Regions from separate parts of the Homo sapiens genome. Here region 2 is linked to region 1. Evidence: read pairs that join two places in POLR2A ChIA-PET (ENCODE). Cell type or tissue: Panc1. All regions are shown on one strand. Links, peaks and the distances in the headings refer to the core of each region. The heading gives the core; the rest is flanking DNA.

What was found. Peaks named below come from ENCODE experiments on the same cell type or tissue, not always from the same donor. Only the 100,000 strongest peaks of a DNase experiment are listed, where the experiment ranks them.
Region 2: POLR2A ChIA-PET joins it to region 1 with 10 read pairs; 2 of 35 experiments call an interaction of 5 or more read pairs at or near these places.

What each region holds. Positions count from the first base shown.
Region 1 is chr3:193,607,394-193,622,386 of GRCh38, reverse strand. OPA1 (OPA1 mitochondrial dynamin like GTPase) reads right to left here. Exons shown (of 31, transcript NM_130837.3): 2 at 7,346-7,664; 3 at 6,617-6,713; 4 at 5,102-5,209; 5 at 4,550-4,603; 6 at 3,451-3,518. OPA1-AS1 (OPA1 antisense RNA 1) reads left to right here. Exons shown (of 3, transcript NR_046634.1): 2 at 2,701-2,786; 3 at 3,477-3,788. Among named protein-coding and RNA genes, the nearest start is that of OPA1-AS1, 12 kb to the left of the region's middle. In Panc1, for the core only: no CTCF peak of the experiment used is centred there; no DNase peak of the experiment used is centred there.
Region 2 is chr3:194,241,379-194,256,371 of GRCh38, reverse strand. It overlaps LINC02036 (long intergenic non-protein coding RNA 2036), which reads left to right and starts at 6,219. Exons shown (of 3, transcript NR_125403.1): 1 at 6,219-6,316. It overlaps LINC02037 (long intergenic non-protein coding RNA 2037), which reads right to left and starts at 8,724. Exons shown (of 4, transcript NR_125402.1): 1 at 8,551-8,724; 2 at 6,470-6,776; 3 at 1,016-1,141. RefSeq lists a silencer at 583-632. In Panc1, for the core only: no CTCF peak of the experiment used is centred there; no DNase peak of the experiment used is centred there.

The sequences.
Region 1 (14,993 bases), core at 2,654-10,653:
CGTGGTGGCAGGAGCCTGTAATCCCAGCTACTTGGGAGGCTGAGGCAGGAGAATCGCTTGAACCCGGGAGGCAGAGGTTGCAGTGGGCCAAGATCGTACCACTGTACTCCAGCCGGGTGACAGAGTGAGACTCCGTCTCAAAAAAAAAAAAAAAAAAAAAGAATGAGAGTAATATGTTGCAAGAAAGAACATTAATGTATTATAATTTAATAATTATACTTAAAACAATACTACTACTTTTCATGATTTGGGCCATGAAAAAGTCCTTCAAATATTTTCTATAAATTATAAATGTGCTTGTTGCCTTCTGAATCGCCATATTTCTTACTTCTGTGAGATGCTTATGACCAATCAGAAACATGATAGAACAAAAGCACAGAAAATAAAATGTCTCATTTTGCAAATCAATTTCACTGGAACACAATAATCTTACAGAATCTAAAAAAGGGAATGAACTAAGTGGTCTTGTCACCGGTATATATGATGACTGATATACAGCAATCTGCTGACTCCCAAATTAAATTAGTCCAATTCTCTAAAGTAGGCAGCACTTCGATTCATCTTCAGGTAGTTCTGAAGGTCTCCGAGTCTCAGTAATATTCAGTTCACATCCAGGGCTATGTCTTTTTTCCTCCAGTGGACATACGTTTTCAAATTTTTGATTAACAAGAAGCATTTATTAAGAGGTGGTTTTAATGTATGTCAATCATACCTCAAGATAGTAGTGTAAGGTTAAAAATGGTTGGTTTTACTATTTTTTTCAATGTTTCATTAATCAAATCATATCAGAACTTTTGATCAACATGACATAAATAATTCAGTAGTGTCCACAAACTGAATGGATATAAATCCAGGCCAAACCAAAGAAACTTGATTAATTCGTTAGCCTGTGCAGCATTATGTGGAAATCTATGCTTTCTGTAGACTTTTTGAAGACCGGTATTATAACTTTCCAGGACACCTAAAACTCCAGTAGTAACCCCAGGCTGGGAATCACAGGTTATCGGTTCATCATGTTTATTCTGTCTGACTGAAGTCAAACTATCTGTGTTCCCCTCAGCTCCCCGTCACTTTCACTTCAGTTGATTCTGAATGGTCCTAACTGTTCTGCTAGTTGCCAGCACTTCTCCAGATGTGTTTTCCTATTAGAAAGGACAAATCTTTTCTTTAGTTCTAGTTGTAGAAATGTTTTTCAATTATTATTACTTTTTTAAAAAGCTGATTCACATGCACTTTTACATTTCTAGTAGAAGTCTAGCCAGAAACTTTGTTACAAACCTGACAACCATTAAACTAATACTTGACTGCTTCAAATTCTAAATACTGTTTAAATCTGGGGCTTTCAGCCCTCAGACTGAACCAGTTAAAAAAGTATTCAGCTAAAGCCTGGCCACCTTACCACCTCTGATTATTGCCCACATTTTCAAACTTGATGTCAGAGTGATTTCAAAAAGGGTACTGCTAAGCTAAGGTCTCTCTTTGCATGCTTACATTCAACCATCAATTTGTACACAAGTCTCAAAATCACTCAGTTTAGCTGAGTGACTCATCATTCTCAAGCATCACAAGTAACAGCCAAGCTTTGCAAACACAATGCTGCATATTATTAATAACAGAATTTGAAACCATCAGTTGGGGCTTGAGACACATTTTTGGATAGTAAATTTTTATAGTAGCATTTGCTATAATTTGACTTAACCAGTAATGAAAGTAGCTTAATTACAACTCTAGATTCAGTATGTGTAACAAATAGTTAAAAAAAAAATTGGTAAGTCTTTAATGGGGAAAATAAGCACCATAAATTGAGAAAAAGTTAAAAGGAAATAGTTTACAAGGACATGTATTGTCAAACAAGCAAATCAAAACAAGCAAAGAGTAAATTAGAACATAATGTAATAAATTTAATTCCATGTCTACTGTATAAAATAAAATCTGTAAATATAATTAAATTTCCAAAAATAATTATCTGGCTTCTTTTCTATTGCAGAGCTTCTGTTCAATTACTGATTATTCATCTATGACCTTAGCCGGGTTTTAAGGGAATTATCTGAGTCAGGCCCTGAGACAGGTTTTTCATTCACCACAGTGATCCTAGGCCATAAGAGAGAAAGCAGACACACAGACTTCTCCTAACCAATCTGGCAAACAGAAATCTTGTCACTCAAAGAACCACACTACCACACCTGTAACAAAGGCTCCTTCTCCCCATTAGATTAGCTCTTCTCTCCACAGTAAATTTAATTGCCTTAAGGGCTAAGGCCTTCACTCAAAATAAGCCACAACTATTAGGCTAATTTCTACTTATTTTTTTTTCCCCCAGTAGCATGAACAATCAAGAGTGTCCTTTGGTTAAAATAATGTCAATGCAAAAGAGGGTCAAAAAAGATCAAATCAAAAGACAAATACACGTACATACATTTTGACATACATTTTTCTCCAAAAGATAAAATTAAAAGGCAAAAGAAAAAAATCTTTTGAAATATAATTAAAATTTGGAATATAAAAAGTTCAAAGTTGAAGAACAAGGAAAGAGATGAAAACCTATTCATAGAAATTATTTCTTCTTTCTGCTTCCAAAATAAACATTATTTCTTTGATGTATTAAAACTATAATAACCTCCAGTATAAAAATTACATGTTCCATATTACATGAATGTTAAAACATTCATACAATATTTTTTCTATAAATCTATTATCTAGGTATTATTTAGAAAAAAACTTTCAAGGAATCAGTTATTTTACCAATTCCAAAAGAATGAAAAAAGTGAAGACTCAGAAAACGTCAGGTAAATATATGAGTATTATAAATACAAACAAAGTATGTTATTCTACCTCAGCAATTCTCCTATAACTTTCATATGGATTTTGTTAATGAATATGTGTTGAAAATAACATACCATAAATAACCCCATACATAACTTTGTTAACTATCAATATCAGGGAATTGATTTATTTCCTAATAACCCAATTCCTATTCCCTTTCTAGTTTCCCCAAAGTGAAATCTAGTCCCTATACGACGTTCCATGAGCAAAAGGGTTCTGTTGATAAATAATTTGGGAAAACACTGTATGCTTTGACTCCTTGGAAATTCACAATGCGCATGAGTATATTACAGTATGAGAGGTCCTAGGGAAAGAAAAGAAGTCCGCTTGCCTTGTCTAAACGAGCCTTTCTCCCCCCACACACTTAACAACACAACTCTTTCTTGGGGACAACCCTCGAAACTAATGCTTCACTGGACATATGTGAAAGAAATGGGCTTCTCAATTATATTTCCAGAACTGCCACGTAATACCTTGTACTTTGCACTAAGATTAGTAACGATATCTCTACTTGGATGTTTTTGTATTTGCTTCTCAGATGTTATCATTTTAAAATCTTCCAAAGAAGTAAAAACTTTAAAAAATCTTTCAAGACTACCTACATGAACAATTCTCTTTTACACTTACCTTTCTAAAATGCTTGTCACTTTCAGATCCACGATCTGTTGCTCTAAACGCCGTTTCTTCCGGAGAACCTTAAAGATAAATATGCAACCCTTTACATTCTCCAGTGATGTCAACAGCCTAAGCTGAATTTCAAATTACATCGAGTCAATGAAAAGGTGAATGGATTTTTAGAGCAACTCAGATTCAAAGAATCAAATCGCCTTTATTCTTATTTTAAGGAACATGACTGATAACCTGTGCAGAAAATAAAAAAAAAACTAACTATAGCAATCGCAGCATATGTTTAACCTAACAATTAAAAATATATAACTGAAAATTACAATAAAAAAATAAGACAATCTTTGGTAAGGATTATTTTACATGAGAGTACTTACAGTTCAGCCACATACCACTGGCATTACAGACCATGTATAGCAGGAAAACAATTTTTTTTTCTTTTCTTTTTTTTTTTGGGGGTGGGGGGCAGAGTCTCCCTCTGTCGCCCAGGCTGGAGTGCAGTGGCGCGATCTTGGCTCACTGCAACCTCCGCCTCCTGGGTTCAAGCAATTCTCCTGCCTCAGCCTCCCGAGTAGCTAGGACTACAGGCGTGTGCCACCACGCCCGGCAAATTTTTTGTATTTTTAGTAGAGATGGGGTTTCACCGTGTTAGCCAGGATGGTCTCGATCTCCTGACCTCATGATCCGCCTGCCTTGGCCTCCCAAAATGCTGGGATTACAGGCATGAGCCACCGCGCCCGGCCGGAAAACAAATTTAAATGTCAACCATGACAGGGCAGATGAGACAAACTAAAATTACTTTTCATTTCAATTATCAAAAACAATTAGATCTATTTCAAGAAAATATTTTTGCTAAGTAAATTTTCTTTTAATAGCTTTAATCTTATAATACACATACATATTTAAGAATTTTAGTGTTATCACAAAATAATTATTTTATTATTTCCACCTAAAGGATAATGAGTTTGCCTAATATAGTTCTGGGGTTTTAAAATTCAGCATAAGCAGCATTATAAATTTGGTCTGCAATTTTATTTGCAACTAGTTTATTAGAAGCATTTAAAAGGCATGTTAAGGTCAGCAAAAATGTCTGTTTACACACCTAACAAGAGAAGTAGGTCAGAAGCTCCTATGACTTCACTAACCAATTTGTGACCTGTGAAAAATCAGCAAAAGGGGAAATAGAAATGTAAAATTTAACAGAAATGAGCAAACAAAGATGTCTGAGATCTCAGATTTCATATTACGATAGGGCAATAATTGGGCAAATATGCCAGGATTAAACTTAATAAATGCTACTCATTATGGTCTATCATACTTAAATTTGTTTTAAAACCACCAAATTGGTCCAACCACTTATGAAAAGCAAATACATAGGAAGTCTCATCTACTTGTCAAGAACAAGTGATACATTTTTTCCCCTCACTAAAAGCCAAGTATGTTTAAGTGCTTAGGAACTGTCATTTTACTGGGCTACACAAAGATTAAAACCATTGTGTAACAAAACTTTGTGTTTATCTTTTTAAAAAATGTCCTGTTTTTCATTGGTACTAAATATTTTAATTTTAAAAAAATGGGAATAAACAAATAATCCATGTATTTTTCCTCCATGGTTCTTAAATTTTTAAATTAGATCAAACAGCTTCTTCCTTACCTGAGGTAAAAAAGTCCTTCAATAAGCTAAGGCTTTCAACAATCTTGTCAAAGTCTGGTGCTAACTTTACAAGGTCTTCTGAACTAGGAAGGGCTTTTCTAATTTTCTCTGGAAAAGATCAAAACATATAGAGTATGAAACTAAGAAAATATGTCAGATACTATTCTTATAAAGGGCTAAAGTATTAACTTGTTTAATCCTCATGACAACCCTACAAAACAGCTACTATTATCAACACCATTTACAGATGAGAAACTAAGGTACACAGCAAGGAAGTGGAGGAGCCCGGGTTCCAGCCCAGGCAGTCCAGCTCCAGAATACAGGCTCTCAGCCACTACGCTGTGGTACTGGCAAATACATCAATTTGAAAGCTCTCCTCATTAATATTAGAAGAACAATTTGAAAGTGTGCTTTTTTTGCAAATGGATTCGTCAACATAGAACAGTTTTATCTTTATAAATTCTGTGAATAAGTGCAAGTATAGATTAATTCCACCTCCACATACACCTAAACTAAGAAATCTGACAAAGGTTTTAAAAAAATTTGATGAAAATATATTTCTTAAAGATCACCATGAATTACTGGCAATCATAGCGATCCAATATACTTTTTTCTCATCCACCTATTGAAAAAGGGAGGGCAGTGGCCAACTAAGAAAAGAAATTACCCTGGATACTAACAGACTTTTAAAGAACTTGGCTACAAAAGGTAGAGATAACCAAGGTATCCAATCAAAAGGAGCTAGCTAGGTGGGTCACAATAAATATGCTCTGGGCAACATTACATAATGCAGAAAATGATATTATTAATAGAAAGGCTACTTGGCAGCATGGAAATGCTGACAAAATATGTTAGGTAGCAAAAGACAAAATACCAAAGTGAATATTCACCATGATTACATAATTTTTAAAAAGGGAACTAAAATACTATTCTGTGGTAGTATTCATGAAAAGAAAAAAATTAAAAGAAAAAAACTCAAGCCAGGCATAGTGGCTCACACTTGTAATCTCAGTGCTTTGAGAGGCTGAGGTGAGAGGTTTGAGCTAAGGAATTTGAGACTAGCCTGGGCAACATAGTGAGACTTCATCTCTACAAGAAATTAAAAAATCAGTCGGGCATGGTGGCACACACATGTAGTCCCGGCTACTTGGGAGGCAGAGTCGGAAGGACTACTTTAGCCAGTTCAGGGCTGCAGTGAGTTATGATTCCAAGACCGCACTTCAGCCTGAGTGACAGAGCAAGATCCTGTCTCAATCGATAAGTTAAAAAGATACTAACCACATATAGTAAGTATAATTAAAAGAAAATGCTCCAAACAGTTAGTGGCAGCTGTGGTAAAATTATGGGCTACTGGGTATTTCTTTTATACAGATTTTTTCATTGATATTCTATTACTTATATCATTAAAATAAAACCGTGATATATTAGGTTCATAAGTTAAGAAACTATCTCAATAAACTATTTCTCTTTCCTCGAGATGACCAAAAAAAGTATTTTAATGTTCATGATACAAACCAAAATCGATATACTCATCAATTTCCCACACAATGTCAGGCACAATCCATTTATATTCACTAAGGTCCGGTATCATATCTTTCCACTGATCAAAAGTCTAAAAGACAAGAAAGTGTGTCAATCAGATGCTCTGCATGCCAAATAAACATGTAAAGAAAAATTATTTAATTAAAACACATTAATCTACTAAGAATAATGTATTATGTTCAAAACTTTTAAGAAACAAAATTAAGTGGTCTCAGCAAACAAGCATATAAAACAAGTTAACACTCCTCTGTTAAATATGGAAAATGTAAAAATTCAGAATATACTCCTATTTCAAACAGGTTTCATAATTTTGCCCTAAATATTACTGTGGGGTAGAAGGAAGACAGACTGGGAGACAGGACGCCTTGCCTCTGGTCCCAGACCTGCCAAGAAGTGCTTGTGTGAGAATGCCACCTGACTTTCACATCTGTGCTACTAAATGTCTAAGCTCAAAATCAAACCTAGGTGTTCCTATTCCCAGCCCTGTGCTCCTTCCACTAGGCCATTTTAATTTCCTGTAATTATAACTAAGATTCTAAAGGCATCTTCCTATTAGCATCATTAAAACAATCTAGTCCATGGTAGAGACACAAAATAAATGTTTAAACATCCAATTGTATTCCACTACACAAAAATGATTTATGCTATAGAAACTTAATCATGATATAATAATTGGAAAACCAGGAGGAATGTCAAGTTCACCTTTTTGGCTGTGTAGCCACCCCCAACAGCCGATCCTAGTATGAGATAGCGAAGTTTTAAGAGTCTCGTAGCTAATCTTGCTGGCCAAAAATTCCTGCGAGGCTGGTAGCCATATTTAATTGGAGAGAATTTCAGTTTACGTAAAGGAAGGTTTGTCAGAGAAGAGAACTGCTGAAAGGATGTCCTTAATTGGGGTCGTTGAAGCTTTAAGGTAGGATGATGTGAATGATAAATGCTTCGTGAAACCAGATGTAGTTTTTGTAGTGGTAAACTTCCTTTTATTCCAGAGCTGTGTTTCACTAAAGACTGGCAGACCTCACTGAAAGAAAAATGAATATGGAAGAAAGATCAGAGAGGGTAACAGTACAAAGGAAATGACATTAAAAGAGCAATATACTAAAGGAAACACAGCCCCATACGTGACTAACCACAATGTCACACAATAGTTCACATTTACTAACCATTGACTATGTGCCAGACATGGTTACAGTATGTGCTATCTCATTTAATCCTGCTAACAATCCCATGTAGAAAGTACTAGTATTATCCTCATTTTACAGATGAGGAAAATGTGGTGCAAAGACTTAAATAACTTGCCCAAAGTCACACTGACATAAGAAACAAAGGCATGATTCAAACCAAAGCAGTGGGACTCCACTCTAATATGTGGGCTATGATCCTGGTCTCAGGAATTGAAACCAAAGAGAGAAAAGGCAGGGACTTATTTTATTAACTACTATTCACTGTAAGTAAAAGTTGAAAACAAAAATGCATGCAAACTTTTGCTTTCAAAAACAAAATTTCTAGCAGTTTAGAACACCTTCATCTATGTCTCCCGATCCTGACAGCACAGGGGTGGAAATTAAGGAAGTTAATCAATCCCAACTCAAGCACCTGGATCCCCAGAAGAATGAAAGTAGCAAAAAAGCTCGAAAGGGAACAGAATTTAAATGTACACATTGACTGTAGAGCTCCACCCTCTTCTTCTTCCTGAAGAGAATGAAAGGTTACCAACAACCATATCTTAACATACACTCATAGTTGCATACATAGTTGCTTGCTTACTATTAGTTGCTTACTAATAATCAGGGCCAGTCTGATTCTAAGTAGTTAAAAAATATTAATTCCTTTAATTACAAGGGACTGGAAACTTCTTAAGAAGGAGGCAGGGTGTGGTGGCTCACACCTGTAATCCCAGCACTTTGGGAGGCTGAGGTGGGTGAATCACCTGAGGTCAGGAGTTCAAGACCAGCCTGGCCAACATGGTGAAACCCCATCCCTACTAAAAATACAAAAATTAGCTGAGTGTGTTGGTGTGTGCCTGTAATCCCAGCTATTCAGGAGGCTGAGGCAGGAGAATCACTTGAACCCAGGAGGCAGAGGTTGCAGTAAGCTGAGATCACACCACTGCACTCCAGCCTGGGCAACAGAGTGAGACTCCACCTCCAAAAAAAAACAAACAAACAAACAAAAAAAAAACAAAGAAGGAGGAGGAGGAATCAAGGAAGACAGGAGCAATGCTGTGAAGAATGGTATGGGGATATGGGAAAAGCGGTATCTCTTGTGTTCCTATACATACCAGACATTACGCTAGCTGTTTTCACTACAGCATAACTATATAAATGTTAACTCTCAGAAACACCGAGTAAGGTTAAGTATCCTTATTTTACAAATTTTTTTTTTAAGTATTGTTAAAGCAAACTAAATATGGCCTGAGAAGGACTCCATACTTCTATATTTGTGTTCTTGTGGACAAACCATAACCTAGCACAATAGGCAGACAAAATGGAAAACCTGAGTAGTATGCATCTGTAATAATAGCTGAGTGTTGGCCAATCCCAGTGGCCATACTTCAAGCACTAATAGACTGCTAAGTGTTCAAACTGCATTCAATTCTGGAGGCTGCCTGATTTGCAAAGTGTTTATTTTCCTTGCTTAATTAAACTCCATCAAATTTAACTTGTCTGAAGTTTTCTTTTAACAGATCTGGTGTCAGAAGTGGGATTTGAAGAAAAACTCTGGCAACCCCCTGGAACACCAGGTGACCTGGTGAGGTACCCACTGAGGCCGTTGCTCTCACTGGTCTCTTGATTGTAACTGGAGGTCATGGGTGAGTTTTCTCTCAGATTCCGAGCTCCACTAACTTGTGTTTTGAGCTCTCCGAGTTTACTCAAGCAATACTTAGCCTGGACTGGATCCAAGATCAAATTGGATTTGATAATTAACTGGATTGGATTCAGTTAGAGGCCTCAGACCTCTGATAAGTACCTTATTTAATAATGGGATCATCTCAATCCAAGGAGTCTGGGACTCCATCTTCAGGGACTCCAGCTAATTTTACGTATAAAAATTATGGGCCCAGAACATGTGCATTTTCAGTAAAATGGGTTAACCTCACTAAAGAAAACTTAGAATTAAAATGGCCACAATGGAGAAGTTTTAATTTGGATAAAATTGTTTGCAAGGCATATTAGAAAAAGGGGATCAAAGCCCCCACAAATACAGTGGGATGTATTGTCTCATGGATACGCAAAGGCCTCCAAAAGACTAAGTGAATCAAAAAGTGCCTCCTTAAAAGATTCTTTGCAAAAACCAAATGAAAAGCTTAAGCAACAGACCAAGGACATGAAGAAAGAGGACTGTACTTTGACTGATCTAACTCGGACTGTTCCTTCTTTGTCCATCTCTACCTACATACTCTGAGTCCACTAAACTTTTTGTTAAATTACACTTTCACCCTGAAGATGATTTAAAAAAAAAAAAAAAAAAAAAAGGAAGTTAGACAGATGTCTTACAAAGTGAGACCTTATATCAGCCAGGCCTGCCTGCTGTAACTACTTTCACTCCATGGTCTAAAACTGAGCTTAGCCCCATTGTGAAGGACTTCCCTGGTCCAAGGGAAAAGTCTCAAAAATTTACTGAGGAATTTAGAATCCTAATAGGAGCTTACGATCCAGGACTTCATGAATTTACCAATTTATTCATATGATACTGGGGGCTGGTGAAGCTCAGAAATGGATGGCAGCAGCAGAATGGGACAAACCTGAGGAGGACATTTTAAAGGGCCCTCTAAGAGCTCCTCACAAGAAGGACCAAAAATAGCTAGAAAAATCGCTGAAAACCTTTTAACATTCAGTTCCTAAAATTTTTCCACAAAAAATTGGTCCATCATACAATCTTGTAAGCAAAAAAAAAAGAAAAGAAAAGATGAACCAGTTTCAGATTACAGAAGTCGCTTAGAAATATTTGTGAAACATCCTGGGCTCAAAGTACAGCAAGGAGTATTCCCTGCAGGGGCTGAAACAGCATTAACTGCTTTACTTATAAATGGACTCCATCCTGAACTTAGCAGTTTAACTAAAAAACATAAGTTGCAATGGGAAGTTAGAGATGTGACTGAATTGGTGGCCTTAGCTGAACTTTTTTTTTTTTTTTTTTTTTTTTTGAGGTGGAGTCTTGCTCTGTCACCCAGGCTAGAGTGTAGTGGCGCAATCTCGGCTCACTGCAACCTCTGCCTCCCAGGTTCAAGCAATTCTCTTGCCTCAGCCTCCCGAGTAGCTGCGACTACAGGCGTGTGCCACCATGCCCAGCTAATCTGTGTATTTTTAGTAGAGATGGGATTTCACCATCTTAGCCAGGATGGTCTTGATCTCCTGACCTCGTGATCCTCCCACCTTGGCCTTCCAAAGTGCTGGGATTACAGGCGTGAGCCATCGTGCCCAACCTAGCTAAGCATTTTGAGAAGACTCTAGAGCAAAAAAAACCTCAAAAGGCTAATAAGCTTATGCCCCTTCAATTGCAACAGTTACAGGGACCAGGAACCAAAGGGACCATCTCGTTCTCATTTTAAATCACAATCGGGCGGTTCCAAGATGGCCAAATAGGAACAGCTCCAGTCTACAGCTCCCAGCTTGAGCGACGCAGAAAACGGGTGATTTCTGCATTTCCAACTGAGGTACTGGGTTCATCTCACTGGGGATTGTCAGACAGTGGGTGCAGGACAGTGGGTGCAGCGCACCGAGCATGAGCCAAAGCAGGGCGAGGCATCGCCTCACCCAGGAAGCACAAGGGGTCAGGGAATTCCCTTTCCTAGCCAAGGAAAGGGGTGACAGACAGCACCTGGAAAATTGGGTCACTCCCACCCTAATACTGCGCTTTTCCGATGGTCTTAGCAAACAGCACACCAGGAGACTATATCCCGCGCCTGGCTCAGCGGGTCCTATGCCCATGGAGCCTCGCTCATTGCTAGCACAGCAGTCTGAGATCAAACTGCAAGGTGGCAGCGAGGCTGGGGGAGGGGTGCCCGCCATTGCGGAGGCTTGAGCAGGTAAAAAAAGCAGCTGGGAAGCTCGAACTGGGTGGAGCCCACTGCAGCTCAAGGAGGCCTGCCTTCCTCTGTAGACTCCACCTCTGCAGGCAGGGCATAGCCGAACAAAAGGCAGCAGAAACCTCTGCAGACTTAAATGTCCCTGTCTGACAGCTTGGAAGAGAGCAGTGGTTCTCCCAGCACACAGCTTGAGATCTGAGAACAGACAGACTGCCTCCTCAAGTGGGTCCCTGACCCCCGAATAGCCTAACTGGGAGGCACCCCCCAGTAGGGGCAGACTGACACCTCACATGGCCGGGTACCCCTCTGAGACAAAACTTCCAGAGGAACGATCAGGCAGCAACATCTGCTGTTCACCAATATTCGTTGTTCTGCAGCCTCCGCTGCTGATACCCAGGCAAACATGGTCTGGAGTGGACCTCCAGCAAACTCCAATAGACCTGCAGCTGAGGGTCCTGACTGTTAGAAGGAAAACTAACAAACAGAAAGGACATCCACACCAAAAACCCATCTGTACATCACCATCATCAAAGACCAAAGGTAGACAAAACCACAAAGATGGGGAAGAAACAGAGCAAAAATACTGAAAATTCTAAAAATCAGAGCACCTCTCCTCCTCCAAAGGAATGCAGCTCCTCACCAGCAACGGAACAAAGCTGGACAGAGAATGACTTTGACGAGCTGAGAGAAGAAGACTTCAGACAATCAAACTATCCAAGCTAAAGGAGGAAGTTCGAACCCATGGCAAAGAAGTTAAAAACCTTGAAAAAAATTCGACGAACGGCTAACTAGAATAACTAATGCAGAGAAGTCCTTAAAGGACCTGATGGAGCTGAAAACCAAGGCACGAGAACTACGTGACGGATGCACAAGCCTCAGTAGCCGATTCGATCAACTGGAAGAAAGGGTATCAGTGATGGAAGATCAAATCAATGAAATGAAGCGGGAAGAGAAGTTTAGAGAAAAAAGAATAAAAAGAAACGAACAAAGCCTCCAAGAAATATGGGACTATGTGAAAAGACCAAATCTACGTCTGATTGGTGTACCTGAAAGTGACGGGAAGAATGGAACCAAGTTGGAAAACACTCTGCAGGATATTATCCAGGAGAACTTCCCCAATCTAGCAAGGCAGGCCAACATTCAAATTCAGGAAACACAGAGAATGCCACAAAGATACTCCTCGAAAAGAGCAACTCCAAGACACATAATTGTCAGATTCACCAAAGTTGAAATGAAGGAAAAAATGTTAATGGCAGCTAGAGAGAAAGGTCAGGTTACCCACAAAGGGAAGCCCATCAGACCAACAGCTGATCTCTCGGCAGAAACTCTACACGCCAGAAGAGAGTGGAGGCCAATATTCAACATTCTTAAAGAAAAGAATTTTCAACCCAGAATTTCATATCCAGCCAAACTAAGCTTCATAAGTGAAGGAGAAATAAAATCCTTTACAGACAAGCAAATGTTGAGAGAATGACAGGATCAAATTCACACATAACAATATTAACCTTAAATGTAAATGGGCTAAATGCTCCAATTAAAAGACACGGACTGGCAAATTGGATAAAGAGTCAAGACCCATCAGTGTGCTGTATTCAGGAAACCCATCTCACGTGCAGAGTCACACATAGGCTCAAAATAAAGGGATGGAGGAAGATCTACCAAGCAAATGGAAAACAAAAAAAGGCAGGGGTTTCAATCCTAGTCTCTGGTAAAACAGACTTTAAACCAACAAAGATCAAAAGAGACAAAGAAGGCCATTACATAATGGTAAAGGGATCAATTCAACAAGAAGAGCTAACTATCCTAAATATATATGCAACCAATACAGGAGCACCCAGATTCATAAAGCAAGCCCTGAGTGACCTACAAAGAGACTCAGACTCCCACACAACAATAATGGGAGACTTTAACACCCCACTGTCAACATTAGACAGACCAACGAGACAGAAAGTTAACAAGGATATCCAGGAATTCAACTCAGCTCTGCACCAAGCGGACCTAATACACATCTACAGAACTCTCCACCCCAAATCAACAGAACATACGTTCTTCTTAGCACCACACTGCACTTATTCCAAAATTGACCACATAGTTGGAAATAAAGCTCTCCTCAGAAAATGTAAAAGAATACAAATTATAACAAACTGTCTCTCAGACCACAGTGGAATCAAACTAGAACTCAGGATTAAGAAACTCACTCAAAACTGCTCAACTACATGGAAACTGAACAACCTGCTCCTGAATGACTACTGGGTACATAACGAAATGAAGGCAGAAGTAAAGATGTTCTTTGAAACCAATGAGAACAAAGACACAACATACCAGAATCTCTGGGACACATTCAAAGCAGTGTGTAGAGGGAAATTTATAGCACTAAATGCCCACAAGAGAAAGTAGGAAAGATCTAAAATTGACACCCTAACGTCACAATTAAAAGAACTAGAGAAGCAAGAGCAAACACATTCAAAAGCCAGCAGAAGGCAAGAAATAAATAAGACCAGAGCAGAACTGAAGGAGATAGAGACACAAAAAACCCTTCAAAAAATCAATGAATCCAGTAACTGGTTTTTCGAAAAGATCAACAAAATTGATAGACCGCTAGCAAGACTAACAAAGAACAAAAGAGAGCATTCTTATATACCAATAACAGACAAACAGAGAGCCAAATCATGAGTGAACTCTCATTCACAATTGCTTCAAAGAGAATAAAATACCTAGGAATCCAACATACAAGGGATGTGAAAGACCTCTTCAAGGAGAACTACAAACCACTGCTCAAGGAAATAAAAGAGGATACAAACAAATGGAAGAACATTCCATGCTCATGGGTAGGAAGAATCAATATCGTGAAAATGGCCATACTGCCCAGGGTAATTTATAGATTCAATGCCATCCCCATCAAGCTACCAAAGACTTTCTTCACAGAATTGGAAAAAACTACTTTAAAGTTCATATGGAACCAAAAAAGAGCCTGCATTGCCAAGTCAATCCTAAGCCAAAGAACAAAGCTGGAGGCATCACGCTACCTGACTTCAAACTATACAAGGCTACAGTCACCAAAACAGCATGGTACTGGTACCAAAACAGAGATATAGGCCAATGGAACAGAACAGAGCCCTCAGAAATAACGCCGCATATCTACAACTATCTGATCTTTGACAAACCTGACAAAAACAAGAAACGGGGAAACGATTCCCTATTTAATAAATGGTGCTGGGAAAACTGGCTAGCCATATGTAGAAAGCTGAAACTGGATCCCTTCCTTACACCTTATACAAAAATTAATTCAAGATAGATTAAAGACTTAATTTAGACCTAAAA
Region 2 (14,993 bases), core at 2,620-10,619, 630 kb before region 1:
AACCAACTGAGAGAAAGTGTCCCCTTTCTTGGCAAATTGGAGGAAAATGCAGCTTGAGGTACGGCCAGGCAGGCTTGCTAATACATCACACCTGGGACAGATAAGCTTTATTATCTGCTAGGGCCTGGCGCAGATGGCCAGCTGCGGACCTCCCCCAGGACGGAGCCCAGCACAGAAGGCCGCCTTCTGCTCCAAGAGGCAGAGGGATCGAGCCCCACAGGTGCGGGTTTTCTCCCAAACTCATGAGTTACACAAATCATCCTGCTCTTGGGGAGAAGCGAGGTTGGGAGTAATGTCGAGGTTTCTCCCAGGGACACCAGTGTAAGGAGGAGTGTGAGGGGATACAGACTTAGATTTTCTCAGCCTTAAACCTCCAGAAATAGTCCAGTGTCCAGCATGATGAGATTCAGGGAAACTGGGGCTGGCCTTTGGGCAACTTACTCCACCTGTTTAAGCTCTATCTTCTGACTGGTGCTAGGAGCACCCACATGGGCACAGAATGTGACGATGCCTAGAAACACGCATCACCTTGCTCAGTGCAGGCTCAGTGCTCAACACAGAGCAGCTACTGTTTCTTCCCCTACTGCTAGCACTCAGTGTGAACTGTGTATCACATGGAGCAAACTGCGGGGCGGGGCCGGGGTTCGCCTATCTCTTACTGGTCTTGTGTCTAAGACCAGTTATAGAATTGTGGGATTTCAGAGCCGTTAGAGATCCCAGATACCATCTCGTCATGTGGCAGATTAAGTAACTGGTCTGTAAGCGAGGAAGGGAGGCGACAGTCAGGAAGAGGGCCGTATGGGGGTGGTAAGTGACACGTGCAACCTCTCCACCCGCCCCCACCCCGTCACCACACTTCCTGGACCTAGTAATTCAGGAAGGCAGTCTGTCTGACCAAAAGGCAGGAAGTCCGCCGGGCCCACTCCCATCCTGGTGGCGTGGCGGCTGGGCTCTGTTCTCAGGCTGCTAGCACCGTACTCCCAGTGGGCATGTCAGGCAAGTCCTGGCTGCTCACCTCAGTTCTAGAATCTGCCACATTCAGAGTCTATTTCTTAGTTGTTTCTGCTTTCCTCATATGTTATATCACTGGGACACCCTCAGGTCATCTCAGGTTCCAGTGGAGCCGTCCCAGACCCAGCATCTGAAAAGAGATAAAGAGATATTTTTGTGATTCTTTTTAAGATACTTTTTCCATTTACTTTATTGTTTTTGAAATGGAAAATATTAAGTTGAATATTTTAATGCAAATCTATTTGTGAATCCAATTATGTGATACTTAATTTTTTTTATTTTTAAAAATAAAATAATCAGTGATACATTTAATAGGGTATGTATTACAAAAATTATATATATATATATATATATATATTTTTTTTTTTTTTTGAGACAGAATCTTGCTCTGTTGCCCAGGCTGGAGTGCGGTGGTGTGATCTCGGCTCACTGTAACCTCCGCCTCCCAGGTTCAAGCGATTCTCCTGCCTCAGCCTCCCGAGTAACTGTGGCTACAGGCATGCACGACCAAGCCCCGCTAATTTTTTTTGTATTTTTAGTAGAGACCGGGTTTCACCATGTCAGTCAGGCTGGTCTTGGACTCTTGACCTCAAATGATTCGCCTGCCTTGGCTTCCCAAAGTGTTGGGATTACAGGTGTGAGCCACCTCGTCTGGCTTACAAGATTAGTTTTTATCTTAAAATAAATTGAACAAGGCCAAAATTTGACTTGCAGTTAACCAGAAGTGTGAAGTATTTATGCCGTGGAATCCACGCCTCTGTCTATTGTCGTTTCTCTAATATTCTTTCTGTATACACAAAATACATCCTAATCATGACTCAAGATAGATCTATTCCTTGGAGAGTGATAGAGATGATGACAAGGAATAAAGAATTTTCTGTTTGGAGAGAAACATAGATGGATGAGCTTGAGTTTGCTTGCAGTTCCTCTTCACAGCACAAATGGGGAGCAGCATCAGAGCTGGACTCAGAGACCAGGGTTCTTATCTCAGCTTTGCCACCATTAAACTGGAGATCTGGGGCAAGTCACTTCCCTCTCAGTTACCTCGTTGCCAGCCTTAGAAGACCAGCCGAGCTGAGCCTTGCTGGGTAAGGATGGCCCTGGGATTGAAGGAGGAGCCCTGACGCTGTGCCTTGTGCCATAGTGAATGGCAGGGGTGGCGGCTCTGAGGTGCCAGTGCAGGACACGCACCGTGATGTGCAGGGGAGGAGACTGTGCTTCTGAGTAGGGCACTCCTGCAGCTGGCCACGCATAGCCTTTCTGTCCTGTTGTATGAGATCTACCCCATGTTATGAGCATCCACCTGCTTTTCAGCAGGAAAAATCATGACCCAGTCACTCTAGGTTTGCCTTCCACGTTGTCCTCTTCGCTGATTAAATAGTCTTTCTTTGGTATACGCTTCTGAAACTTCCCTGTTCAAATGAGGCCCCTCCCAAGGGGGTCCACGTTAGCACAGAAAATGCTTTCTTTCCATCTCTGATTGATTATCTGTTCTCATTTGTTCCCGGACTTCAATTTCAGCCTGAATGTGAGTATTTATTTTAAACAGTCAGCCTGGACTTCATCAACATGGCAGTATTTTAGGGAATCCAGTTGTAGGTCAAATGCCTGGGGTTTCAAAGAGTGTAAGCTGAAGTCTCTGACCTAAACTCTAGAGACTAAAGGTTGTCACTGAAGACTGCCATCTTTATGGAGGGCGGGGAGAAGGTATTTAATAAATGGGGCTTTCTCCTAATGTGGTTAAAGGAGACCAGCAGCTCCAATTCAATTCAAAGGCAACTCAGTGAGGGCCCAGTAAGGGTCTAATGCTGCATTCATCACTGGAGTCTCCTGCTTTTGGCTGAAAGTCTATCTGCTCCCAGGAGAGTATTAATTGAGCACTTACTATCTGACCAACCCTGTGCCAAGTGCTGTGTGGGATCTAGTGGTGGTGGTGGGGGAAGCCTAACGTACAGGAGAATATGCCGTGTAGGTGCTGGTGGTGTTCCGCTGTGCAAGCTTCATCCAGACAGAGGGTTTTTGCAGCTGGGCCTGACCAGTCCACCAGCAAGAAGGGGCTGGCATTGTTTTGTTGTCACAATCCTGGTACCTGAGGCACCTGGAATAGGCTGGCTTTTTGCCTTCAGCACTCTAGATCCCCAGCTCGGGCTGGAATTCTTTCCTAACCCCTACTCCTCTTAACTGGGGTTTGGGCAGCCAATCTCTTGCCACCTTCTTGCCACTGCTCCCTGTATCTTCATCTGGGGATCTGCTCTCATCTGGATGGCCATCAGTTTCCACCTAGCCCCTGTCCCAGCCCTGCAAACAAGCAAGACCAATGCAGACTCATCATTGTCAGCATGTCCCCTAGGTCCCTCAACATGCTGCCATTTCTGTGTTTCCTCCTCAGGAAGGGGCACCTTTTCCAACCAGGCACCCACCTAGAAACCTGAGAATCATCTGAAATCATTTCCTCTCTGTCACCACCATCGCCCAAATACAGTTGATTTGTGAGCTCTCAAATCCACCGGTTTCTCTCCATTCCCAGTTACAACCTTTGTCCAACCCACCCATGTCTGCTTTGCTCACCGTTGCAGTCTCTGCACCCAGCACAGGACCTGTGAAATGGTTGCTCGTACCATTTGCGGAATGGAAGATGTGAGTGAGAGTGAGTGAGCCAGGGGAGACCTGTCAGGATGGCCTGACCCTTGTTTACCTCTTAAGTCTCATCTCTCTCCTTCACCGCCACTTACCCTTTACCTGGCAGCTCTCCTGAGCTCCCCGTACAGCCTGGGTTCTTGTCCACATCTTCCAGAAGCCTCCCCTTTTCCTGTTTGAATTAGATGGTCCCTCTGTGCCCCCAGTGCCACATGCCTAGCCCATTTCCTGGGGAGCACGCATCCCACGACACTGGCATTGCCTGTCTGCATGTCAAGTGTTCTCTCTTGATGCTAAGTTCCACGAAGCGGGCTCTGTGTTTTACGCATCACTGCATTTCCAGCACTTAGCGCAAGCAGGTGCTCCTTGAATTTTTGTTGACCGAAGGTCTAGAAACTCCTGCTTTGGTGCCTAACTGCTTCCTGCCTCATGTCTCTCCCCCAGCCCTCCACCCCCAATCTACCTGGCTTCTGGCACTGCTCACTCTGAGGTGCGCGGCTATCCATGGGCCAGCCCCATGTAGCAGTGTGTTTCGGGTGCTGGTGCCACCCATTCCGTTCCTCTCCATGACAGGTCACTTGGTGCAGAGCGCCTTGATCTGCACAGTAGGACATGCTTTCCTGGCCTTGGACCTCCCAAAGTCTACCCGGTGCTTGTGCCCTCTCCTGGCATCTTCTGACCGGGTCCCCATGGGGTTTCGTGCTCATCCCTTCACTGGCTTGTGAATGTCCCCGGGGCAGGGGCAACATCCAACTGGTCTCTGACCACCGGTCCCCCCTCCCCCTCCCCACAGCACCCAGAACAAGGGCTCATTTGTGCACGGTAGATTCCCAGGAAAGGGTTCTTTTGGATCCATCTGAAGGCTGGAGGGACTTAGGGAGGGGTGGGACTCTGGGAATTCGGATGGCTGGAGGGAAGCTTGGAGGAGAAGGAGGAGGAGCTACTCCTCACCCAGAGTGGGGTGAAGGCCGAGCTCCTGTGAGGGACTGTGACAGGAATGGCAGGGCAACAAGGGGCAGTGGCGGAGCAGAGCTAGGAGAGTAGTTGCAGCCTCAGTGCCACGTCAGTCCAGCCCAAGGCCTCCTGGGCGGCCAGCTGACCAGGCCTCAGCGTCAGGCTTCCTGTGCAGCAAGGTGCCCAGAGCTGTGCAGGCTGGTGCTGACTGCTGTCCCCCACCCCACCACAGGGGCCCTGGGGAAAGGGTGCCTTGCTCCTTCTCTGCCCTGCTCTCCCCATATGGGTGTCTCTCATTCTTTTCATCATAGTAAGCAGCACGACTGCAAAGTGCTTTATGTCCCCTCCAGAAAGGCCATGAGCCAAAGGTTTGCTGTCTTCCTCACCATCACCACCACTGTCTTCCTCACGATCACGGCCACCATCCTGCTCGCCCTGTCCCACATCCGAACAAAGCTGCAGAGTGTACACCATGTTTCTTCATTATCCCATTTTGACGGTTGCAGCTGCCATTATTCACTCTTAACAGTTAAGGACACAGAGGTTCAGAGAGGTCGAGGGGCTAACTCATGTCACACAGCCCGACTTGAGGTGGAGGGAGGGAGGATGGATTAGGAAATCTGCTCTGGAATCCCTCTTAGAAAGTGTCAGCAGGGCACAAGTGGAGTCTGCGTGTGCACCTGTGTAAGTGTGTCTGTCCTGATTCTCTCTGTGCGCCCCTGTATCCTTCTATGTCCTGAGTGTGCCGTCTTGGGTGTGGATGTGTGGAGCTGTGCTGGGAGTATCCTCAGGGTCGAGTGTGTGTGCATATGGCCGGGTGCAGACACATGCGTGCACATGGATGCTCCACCCGCTTCTCAGATGTCTTGGCTGTGGGTTTGACAACTGAAACCCAGCTGTGCTCCGGCCGGGAAACATCCGCTGTGGAAACCTGGGAGGAGCTGACAGTCCCTAAAGAGGGGTTACACATGCTGCCAGCAAGCGCGCCTGGCCCACTGCCTAATTCCCTGCAAATGCTCTTTAAATCTGTTTCTAATTTGGACTCTGCCTTCCCCTGCCCCCACCCATCCCTTCCCACCCTCCCAACTTGCCTGAAACCAGTCAAATTATGCTGAATAATGGCTGCAGAGTGGGGGGAGAGTGCTCAAGGTCGCCGATGGGCTCTCGGAGGGTGTAATAATGTCACATTTTAATTTACGCAGGGAACGGTGCACGAATCAAAACCAATAAATAATTTGGGCTGCACCAGCAGCTGCAGCCAACAGTAACTCCTACAGGTCATGCCACTTCCCGGGGAGAAATCACTAACTGTCACACTCCAAAGTCCACTATGCTTGAGAAAACCCATGTGCCTAGGTACAGATGCAAAATACAGCATTTTCTCTCTGCAAGGGACCGTATTTGGAGACTTGCAGCATCAGCAAGAATCTGTCCAGTTGTCTGAGTATTACCCAGATGTTCTGGGTATTAAGATTCTAAAACAAAATATGCCTCTGTATATTTTGCTGCCCTGTGAAATACTCAGCTCCAGGCTGACCCAGATGCATGGGAAAGTGTATACAAAGCGGAGGGAGGAGTGTGGAAAGCAGGGCTTTATGTCCACATTGATGGCAGCTCTGAAAAGCCGACCTACATGCAGAGAAAGGCGGGAGGGGCTGCTGGGAGAAGTCTGCTGGAGCTTGTTCATGCTGAGAGGTTGGGGGTGTGATTTGAGGTACGGTTTTTTCAATAATTAATATGAAGGTAAAAAATGCATGCATTCTTTGAAGGCAGGGGCCTTGCTCTACTGACCCCTTTTGGTCCCTTGACGACCGATGAGTCAGGGTAAGGGAGCCCAAAAGTGGGGAGGTCTTGAGATGGTTCTCACCTGTGTGTTGTGGCTGGGTAACCTGGGAAGCCAGGAGGAGGACGAGCCTTAGGTTTTCACAGCATCTGGAGGCCTTTGCTGGGAGGTCCTGCCTGTGGTGTTCTGGTGAAAACCCCGTTCCTTCCCCCGAGTCTCCTGAGCATCTGCAATTGGTGTGTGCTCCAGGGGCTGCTGATGGGGCCTGGCATGCTGCCCACCTCTTAGCTGGCTCTGCAACTGCAGGAAGGTGGGGTTTGCAGCCCGCGGGGCCACTGCCTTGGAAGTTGTGCGGCTGTCAAGAGTCTGGAGCTGCAGCTTCTCCATCTGGCTGGAAAGGAAGCATGGGAAGAAGCTGCTGAGGTTGAATGGCACCCTGAGGATTTCACTCCCCTTTTCCTACCACACACCAGACCGGGGCCATCAGGTTGCCTGGGTAAGAAAGGCGCGGGGGGGCCCACACTTGTATTGTGCACCAGGGCCTGGCTCCTATTTCATCCTTCAAGGCGCTTCCCATTCATATCTTTTTCCATTTTCAAACTGTTGGCCCTGTATTTAGTTGTGTGTGATACTAAGGATGCTGCCTATGTCAAAAGCCTCATTTAACCCTCAGAACACACCTGCAAAGTAGAATAAACTATAAGAAACTAGAAGAGGGCTAGGTGTCCACTGCAAGGGTGTACTTCTCCTTCTTTTAGGGTTGAGTTCCTGCAAGGAAATAGCTGCTAATTTTCCCACCCCCTTACAGTTAAGTCCAGCCCTAGGATCGGGTTCTGCCCAGTGGAATGTGAGCAGTGCAGTGGGTTGCCCCACTCCAGAGCCTCCCACTAGAAACTTCCCAGGAAGCAGTCTCCAAGCTCCAACCCTTCCGCCTGGATGGAACAGGGGCAACCCCACCATGACCTTGGAAGCTACAAACTTAAAATGGCAGAGCATCTCTCGCCTTGGGGTTTTGAATGACTGTGTGGAGAAAGACTGCCCGGACAGCATGTTCTCTGCCCTGTCCTGAGCAAGAAAATGAACTTATACTCTATTGTTTCCCAGCCATTATGCTTTTTGGGGTTTGTTTGTTTTAGCAGTGAACTTATCCCTCAGTAATTGATTAGAAATTTTCATTCCTATTGTAGAAATGAGGAAATCGAGACTCAGAGAGGGAAATTCATGGCCCAAGGTCACATATTCGGTTAATAGCAGAGTCACGATGCCAGTCTACGCCTTCCTGGCTTCAAAGTCATGCTCTGGTTATGTGAGTTTCCCCAAGTGTGTTCCACAGAACACTGTTCAAACCACCGCCACCACCACATCACCCCCGCAGCTCCCATGCTCAAATAAGTTTGGGAAATGCCAACTTCGAGTCAACAGGTTTCTTTGCCGCAGTCCTTTCCAGCATGTCACCATGCTCATGATACCTGTGAATTACCACCAGGGCATCTAACATGAAGGATTTTTCCAAATTTGTGAGGCCACAGGGCCCCTTCTCCACAGAGCTGATTGTGAGACTGGCATGCTTAGAGCTCATCTTGGTAGAGGCTAAACTTCAATATGCTGCCTGATACGGGTTGAACTGTGTTACTCTCTCAACCCCCGAAAGGATTCATTGAAGTCCTAACCCCTGGGAGCTCGGCATGTGACCTAATTTGGATATAGGGTCTTTGCAGATTTAACCAAGTTAAAATTAGGCCCTTAGATGGGGCCTGCTTCAATATGACTGGTGTCCTTAGAACAGGGGAAATATAAACACAGAGACAAGCAGACACAGAAAGAGGATGACATGAAGACACCCAGGGACACACAGCAGATATGCCACGGGAAGAGGGAGGGCTGGAGTAGTGCATCTGTAAACCAAGGAATGTCAGAGATTGCCAGCAAACCCCAGAAACTAGAAGAGGCAAGGAAGGATTCTCTCCCGGAGCTTTCCGAGGGAGCACGGCCCTGCCAACACCTTGACTTTGGTCTTCTAACCTCCAACACATGAGAGCACACGTGTCTGTTGTTTAAGCCGCCCAGTGCATGGTAGTTTGTTATGGCACCCCTGGGAAATGCATACGCTCCCTCTGGCTCCTTTCAAAACCAGGAACCAAAGTTTCTGGGCAATGTTACCTTACCGAAAATCATCCAAATGACAAACTGTGGTGGCTTCGGTTTACTGACAAACAGATGAAGGAAAAGAGAGTCTGGAGGGACAAAGGGTAGCACCGCAGAGCAGCTCAGGGCTTCAGTTTTGGCGCCATGCCGGCTGCTGTGCACCCGGCTTTGGTTGCATCCTGGAGCGCAGTCCTCCACCGCTCTGGGCACAGTTGCCTTTTCTATAAGGGTGGGGCTAACACTCACTTCATAGGTTGAGGGGAGGGTTAAACAAATTAACATACACTAAATGTTTGGTCTAGTACCTGGAAGATACCCAGTATCCGTTCCTTTGAAATTTGCGCAAGCAGGATTGCAGACCTGCGCTTGAATCCAAACTCTGCTATTTATCAACAGTGTTGCTGTGGGCAATTTGCTCAGTCTTTCAAAGTCTGGATTTCACCATCTATACAAAGAGAAAATAATGCGTGTTGTTAAAAAATGGTTTTAAAACAAGTTAGAAATCGTGATTCTAAAATAGATAAAAATGAGCACGTTATCATTGTGAATGAGTGAACCAGCGATGTTACAACTGATTCAAAGAAGAATCCAAAGAACAGATGTGTTTATGGTTATGGAATGTTGATTTTCAAGTGGTCACAATGATCTGGCTTTTGCCCCGTGTAGGAGGGTGGATGGAGCTCATTTGCGGGTCCACAATTCAGGGTCACTGTGTGTCCTCTCTTCCCTAAAACTTACAGAGCAGTAAACTAGCCCAAAGGCTGGAATCAGATAATCCAGAGGGTCTGCTCTCAACAATAAATAGTTTTCTCTTGGAGAAACCCTGTAATCTTCTTTGCTTATTTCAGATTTCCTTGTAGTCTCATATATTTATATGCATAGGATTGGGAAAAGATGCATACATGGAAAAAGCAAGTTGCTGAATCAGGTATAATCCTACTTTTATAAAAACAAACAAACTGTGTGTATGTGTATACATATGCACACACACGAGTGGGTGTGTATATATAACGTTGATTAAATTAGACAAATGTCAGGAAGAATACAGAAGGATTGTAAACAATGGCTACCTCTGGAGGGCAGGTCTGGTGATGGTGATGGTGGAGGGAGACTTTCATGACTTATTTTCTAAACTTCTGTGTTGTTTGAATAAAAACAAACGCCTACTTCACAGTATATTGTGAATAAGGAATGTCTGAGTGAGAAAAATGTCCTTTGTGCTTCACGCAGTGTGTAGCATTCAACAAATCACAGGTTTCATCATTGTTATTATTTTACATTCAACTATCCCAGAGCCCCCTAAGCCTATTCCTGGAAAGGAAATTGCAAACAAGAACAATGCTATTGCAGCCCAAGGACTTCTCCCTTTGTGGGAGGCTAGTTTTGAAATCCTAGACTTGCATTTTGGCTCCCTGGAGACTGGAGGAGACCTCTATCCTGAGCTACAGCCTTGGAGTGGCTCCTGTCTGTTTTACTTCCTTAGCCCCCACCAGCAGCCCCACGCTCAGGCCCACCCAGTGTTTAGCTGCGACAAACTCCTTGGCCACAGGAGGGAGGCCTGACTGGGGCCAAACTCTAGGGCAAAGGGTTGCCTAGGCCCTGTGCCATCCTCTTGCCCAGACTGGGACTAAGAGACACCTATTAGCTCCATTTGAGTCTGGTTACCATCCCCTACCCAGGGATGGGGTGCTGGTCACAACAGGCAAAGAGACAAAATGAAGTTTTTGATCACACAAAGCTAAAGATCTAATTTCAGCTGCTGACTCATCCCCTAAAGGGCGGCGTTGGTGCCTCCAAAGGGCTTGGGATGGAGTCAGGAGATCTAACCCTGGTGCAGGTTTGGCCACTAACTAGCTGCATGTCCATGGACTATGTCTCAGGTTCCCTATCTGCCTAATGAGAGTAAGAAGAAGGTTTATCTCCAAGGGCTATCAGGAGGCTTAACTGAGGTGATGTCTGAGCTGTGGGGTTCTGTAGAGATTTAGTTTGGGTTGATGCAATAGGGTACTTCAGGGTGCTTGATATGCTTTAATAGCAAATGTTATATGGCACTTACCATGACGCGCAAGGCCCTGTTATATCTGATTTACATTTATTTAGTCATTGGGTATTCACAGCAGCCCTGTGAGGAATGCACTGTTATCCAACCCCCATTTTACAGATGAGAAAATAGAGGCAAAGAGAGCTAAGTAACTTTCCCCAAATCTTCCCATGGGACATGGCATGTCCCAGTCCCACCTGGACAGAATCCTTTCTCAGGGACCCATATCTCAAACCCACAGACTTGATTGGGTTTTCTTTTCTTTTCTTTTTCCTTTTTTTGTCCTTCCATTGTAGAATACTTCAACTGTGTGAGAGTAAAAAGAATATTAGAATACATTTCCAGGAATTCCCATTACCTAGCTTTATTAATTACCAACTCATGACCATCACCATCCCCTTCACACCCTGAATTATTCTAGATCAAATCCCAGACATCATATGTACATATACTTTATTTTCTATTTATTTACTTATCTTTTGAGCTGGCCTCACTCTGTGCCTGGCTAGAATGCAGTGGCACCATCATAGCTCACCACAGCCTCAAACTCCTGGGCTCAAGTGATCCTCCCACCTCAGCCTCCCAAGCAGCTGGGACTATAGGAATGTGCCATGATGCCCAGATAACTTTTTAATTTTTTGTAGAGATGAAGTCTTGCTATGTTGCCCAGGCTGGTCTTGAACCCCTGGCCTCAAGCAATTTTCCTACCTTGGCTTCCCAAAGTGCTGGGATTACAGGTGTGAACCACCACGCCCAGACTTTATTCTTTATTTCAATAAGACAGAGAGTCTCCAGAAAACACTAACCGTAAGATCATTAGGCCACTTAAAATATTTTAACAGTAATTCAATAATTCCTTAATATCATTGACCATTCAGTCACTGTTCATATTTCCAAGATTTTCTTATACATTAAGAAAAATTAGTTTTCTTTATTTGAATTGAGACCCAAAAGAGGTTCCCATATTTTAACTGGTGGATAAGTCCCTTAAGACCTCCCTATAGGTTCCTCCGTCAATGTTTTTTCTTGCATTTTTGTTTGCTTGTTTGTTATTATTGTTTTGAAGAAACTGGGTCACTTGTCCTATAGAGTTAACCACAGTATAGATTTTGCTGAATGCACCTGTATGGTTTGTTTACATGATTACAATTCCTCTGCCCTCTAGATTTTTTGTAAAATGGTAGTTATATTTAGAGGGCTGCCCAGATTCAAGCTTTAAAAAAACAAAAACAAAAACACAAAAACCTCTAATTTTTACAGCAGTTTTAGGCTCACTGCAAAATTGAACAGAAGGTACAGCAATTTCCTATATACTTCCTGCCTCAACACATGCATAGCCTCCCCCACGATCAATATTCCCCACCAGAGTGGTATTAAATACATTTGTTACAATTGATAACCCTATATTGACACATCATTATCACCCAGAGTCCATAGTTTACATTAGGGTTCACTTTTGGACTTTAGTCGTCCATTTCGTGGCTTCGGACGAATGTATGATAACATGTGTCTCTATTACAGTTCATACCGAGTAGTTTCACTGTCTTAAAAATCCTCTGTGCTCCACCTGTTCATGCCTCCCTCCCCACTAACTCCTGGCAGCCATTGGTCTTTTTGCTGTCTCCATAGTTTTGCCTTTTCCAGATGTCATATAGTTGGAATCATAAAGTATGTAGCTTAAGGTTAGCTTCTTTTCTTTCTTTTTTCTTTTTTTCTTTTTTTTTTTTTTTGAGATGGAATCTTGTTCTGTCACCCAGGCTGGGGTACAGTGGCACCATTTCGGTTCACTGCAACCTCTGCCCCCCACCCCCCGGGTTCAGGTGATTCTCCTGCCTCAGCCTCCCAAGTCCCAAGTAGATGGGATTACAGGCATGTGCCACCATGCCAGGCTAATTTTTGTATTTTTAGTAGAGACGGGGTTTCCCCATGTTGGCCAGGCAGGTCTCGAACTCCTGACCTCAGGTGACCTCCCCACCCACCTTGGCCTCCAAAGTGCTGGGATTACAGACATGAGCCACCACATCCAGGCTAGATTACTTTCTTTTACTTAATAATATGCATGTAAGTTCCTCCATGCCTTTTCATGCTTGTTAGCTCTTTTTTTTTTTTAAGCATTGAATAGCATTCCATTGTCCAGATGTATTAATACCACGGTTTGTCTTTTCACTTCCTGCAGGACATTTGTTTGTTTCTAGGTTTTGGCAATTATGAATAAAGCTGCTATAAACATCTGTATGCAAGTTTCTGTATGGACATAAGTTTTCAACTCCTTTGGAGAAATTTCAGAGATCATGACTGCTAGATTATATGGTAAGAGTATATTTACTTTTTTTGAAACTGCTAAAGTCTTTGGAAGTGGTTGTACCAGTTTGTATTCCCACCACCAATGTATGAGAGCTTCTGCTGCTCCATACCCTTGCCAGCATTTGGTGCAGTCAGTGTTCTGGATTTCGGCCATTCTAACAGACGTGTAATGGTATCCCATTGTTGATTTTATTTGCATTTCCCTGATGACATATGATGATATGATGTGGAGCATCTTTTCATATGCTTTGTCATCTGTGTATCTTCTTTGCTGAGGTGTCTGTTAAGGTCTTCGTCTATTTTTTAATCAGGTTTCTTTTTTTCTTTTTCTTTCTTTCTTTTTTTTTTGAGACGGAGTCTCACTCTTGTCGCCCAGGCTGGAGTGCAATGGCGCAATCTCGGCTCACTGCAACCTGTGCCTCCTGGGTTCAAGTGATTCTCCTGCCTCAGCCTCCTTAGTAGCTGGGATTACAGGCAGCCACCACCACACCTGACTAATCTTGTATTTTTCGTAGCGATGGGGTTTCACAGTGTTGGCCAAGCTGGTCTCGAACCCCTGACCTCAGGTGATCCGCCCACCTCAGCCTGCAAAGTGCTGGGATTACAGGTGTGAGCCACCGTGCCAGCCAGGTTTCTTTTTCTTATTGTTGAGTTTTAAGAGTTCTTTGTAAATTTTGAACACCAGTTCCTTAACAGATAACGTCTTTTGCAAATGTTTTTTTCTCAGTGTGTACCTTCCCTTCTCATTCTCATGACAGTGTCTTTCATGGAGCAGAAATGCTCAATTTTAATGAAGCCTACCTTATCAGTTCTTTCTTTCACGGATAGTCGCTTTGGTCTTGTATCTAAAGGTCATTGTGAAACCCAGGCATCTCCATTTTCTCCTATGTTATTCTAGGAGTTTCCCAGTTTTACATCTTATGTTTAGGTCTGTGGTCCACTGTGTTACTTCTTGTGGACGGTGTAAAGTGTGTATCTAGATTCACTTTTTTGTATGTGCATGTCCAGTTGAGTGTGTTTCCAGATTCACTTTGTTGTATGTGCATGTCCAGTTGAGTGTGTGTCCAGATTCACTTTGCTGTATGTGCAAATGGTAGTGACAGTCATCCAACTTTGTTTTTCTCTTTCAATACTGTATTGGCTATTCTGGGTCTTCTGCCTCTCCACATAAATTTTAGAATCAGTTTGTTGATTTACACAGAGTGACTTGCTGGGATTGACATTGTATGAAATCGACAGAGCAACTGGGAAGAACTGACATCTTGACAATAATTGAGTCTTTGTATCTATGAACATAGAATATCCTTCATTTATTTAGTTCTTTGATTTCTTTCATCAGCGTTTTGTAGCTTTTCTCGAATAAAGCTTGTCATCTTTTGGGTGTGCTGGTATAAATGGTATTGTGTTTTTAATTTCAAATTCCACTTGTTTATTGCTGGTGTATAGGAAAGTAATTGACTTTTATATATTAACCTTATATCCTGCAACCTTGCTATAATTGCTTATTAGATCCAACAGTATTTGGTTGATTCTTTTGGATTTTCTAGATAGCCAATCATGTCATCTGTGAACAAAGACAGTTTTACTTATTCCTTTCCAATCTGTATAGCTTTTATTTCCTTTTCTTGTCTTGTTGTATTAGCTAGGACTTTCAGTACAATGTTGAAAGGCATGGTGAGAGGAAACATCCTTGCCTTGCTCCTGATCTTAGTGGGAAAAAAGCTCTGAGTCTCTCACCAGTAAGTGTGACGTTCACTATAGGTTTCTTGTAGATATTCTTTATCAAGTTGAGGAAGTTCTCCTCTATTCCTAGTTCACTGAGCGTTTTTTTTTTTTTAACCATAAGTGGGCATTCAATTTTGTTAACTTGTTTTTCTGCATTTATTGAGATGACCATGTGATTTTTCTTCTTTAGTCTGTTGATGTGATAGGTTTTACATTACATTTATATTACATTTACATTAACTGATTTTTGAACGTTGACTCTGACTTGCATACCTTGGATAAATTACACTTGGTCATGGTGTATAATTTACACATTGTTGGATTTCATTTGATATTTTTTTGAGCACGTTTACATCTGTGTTTAAGAGAGATATTGGTCTGTAGTTTTCTTTT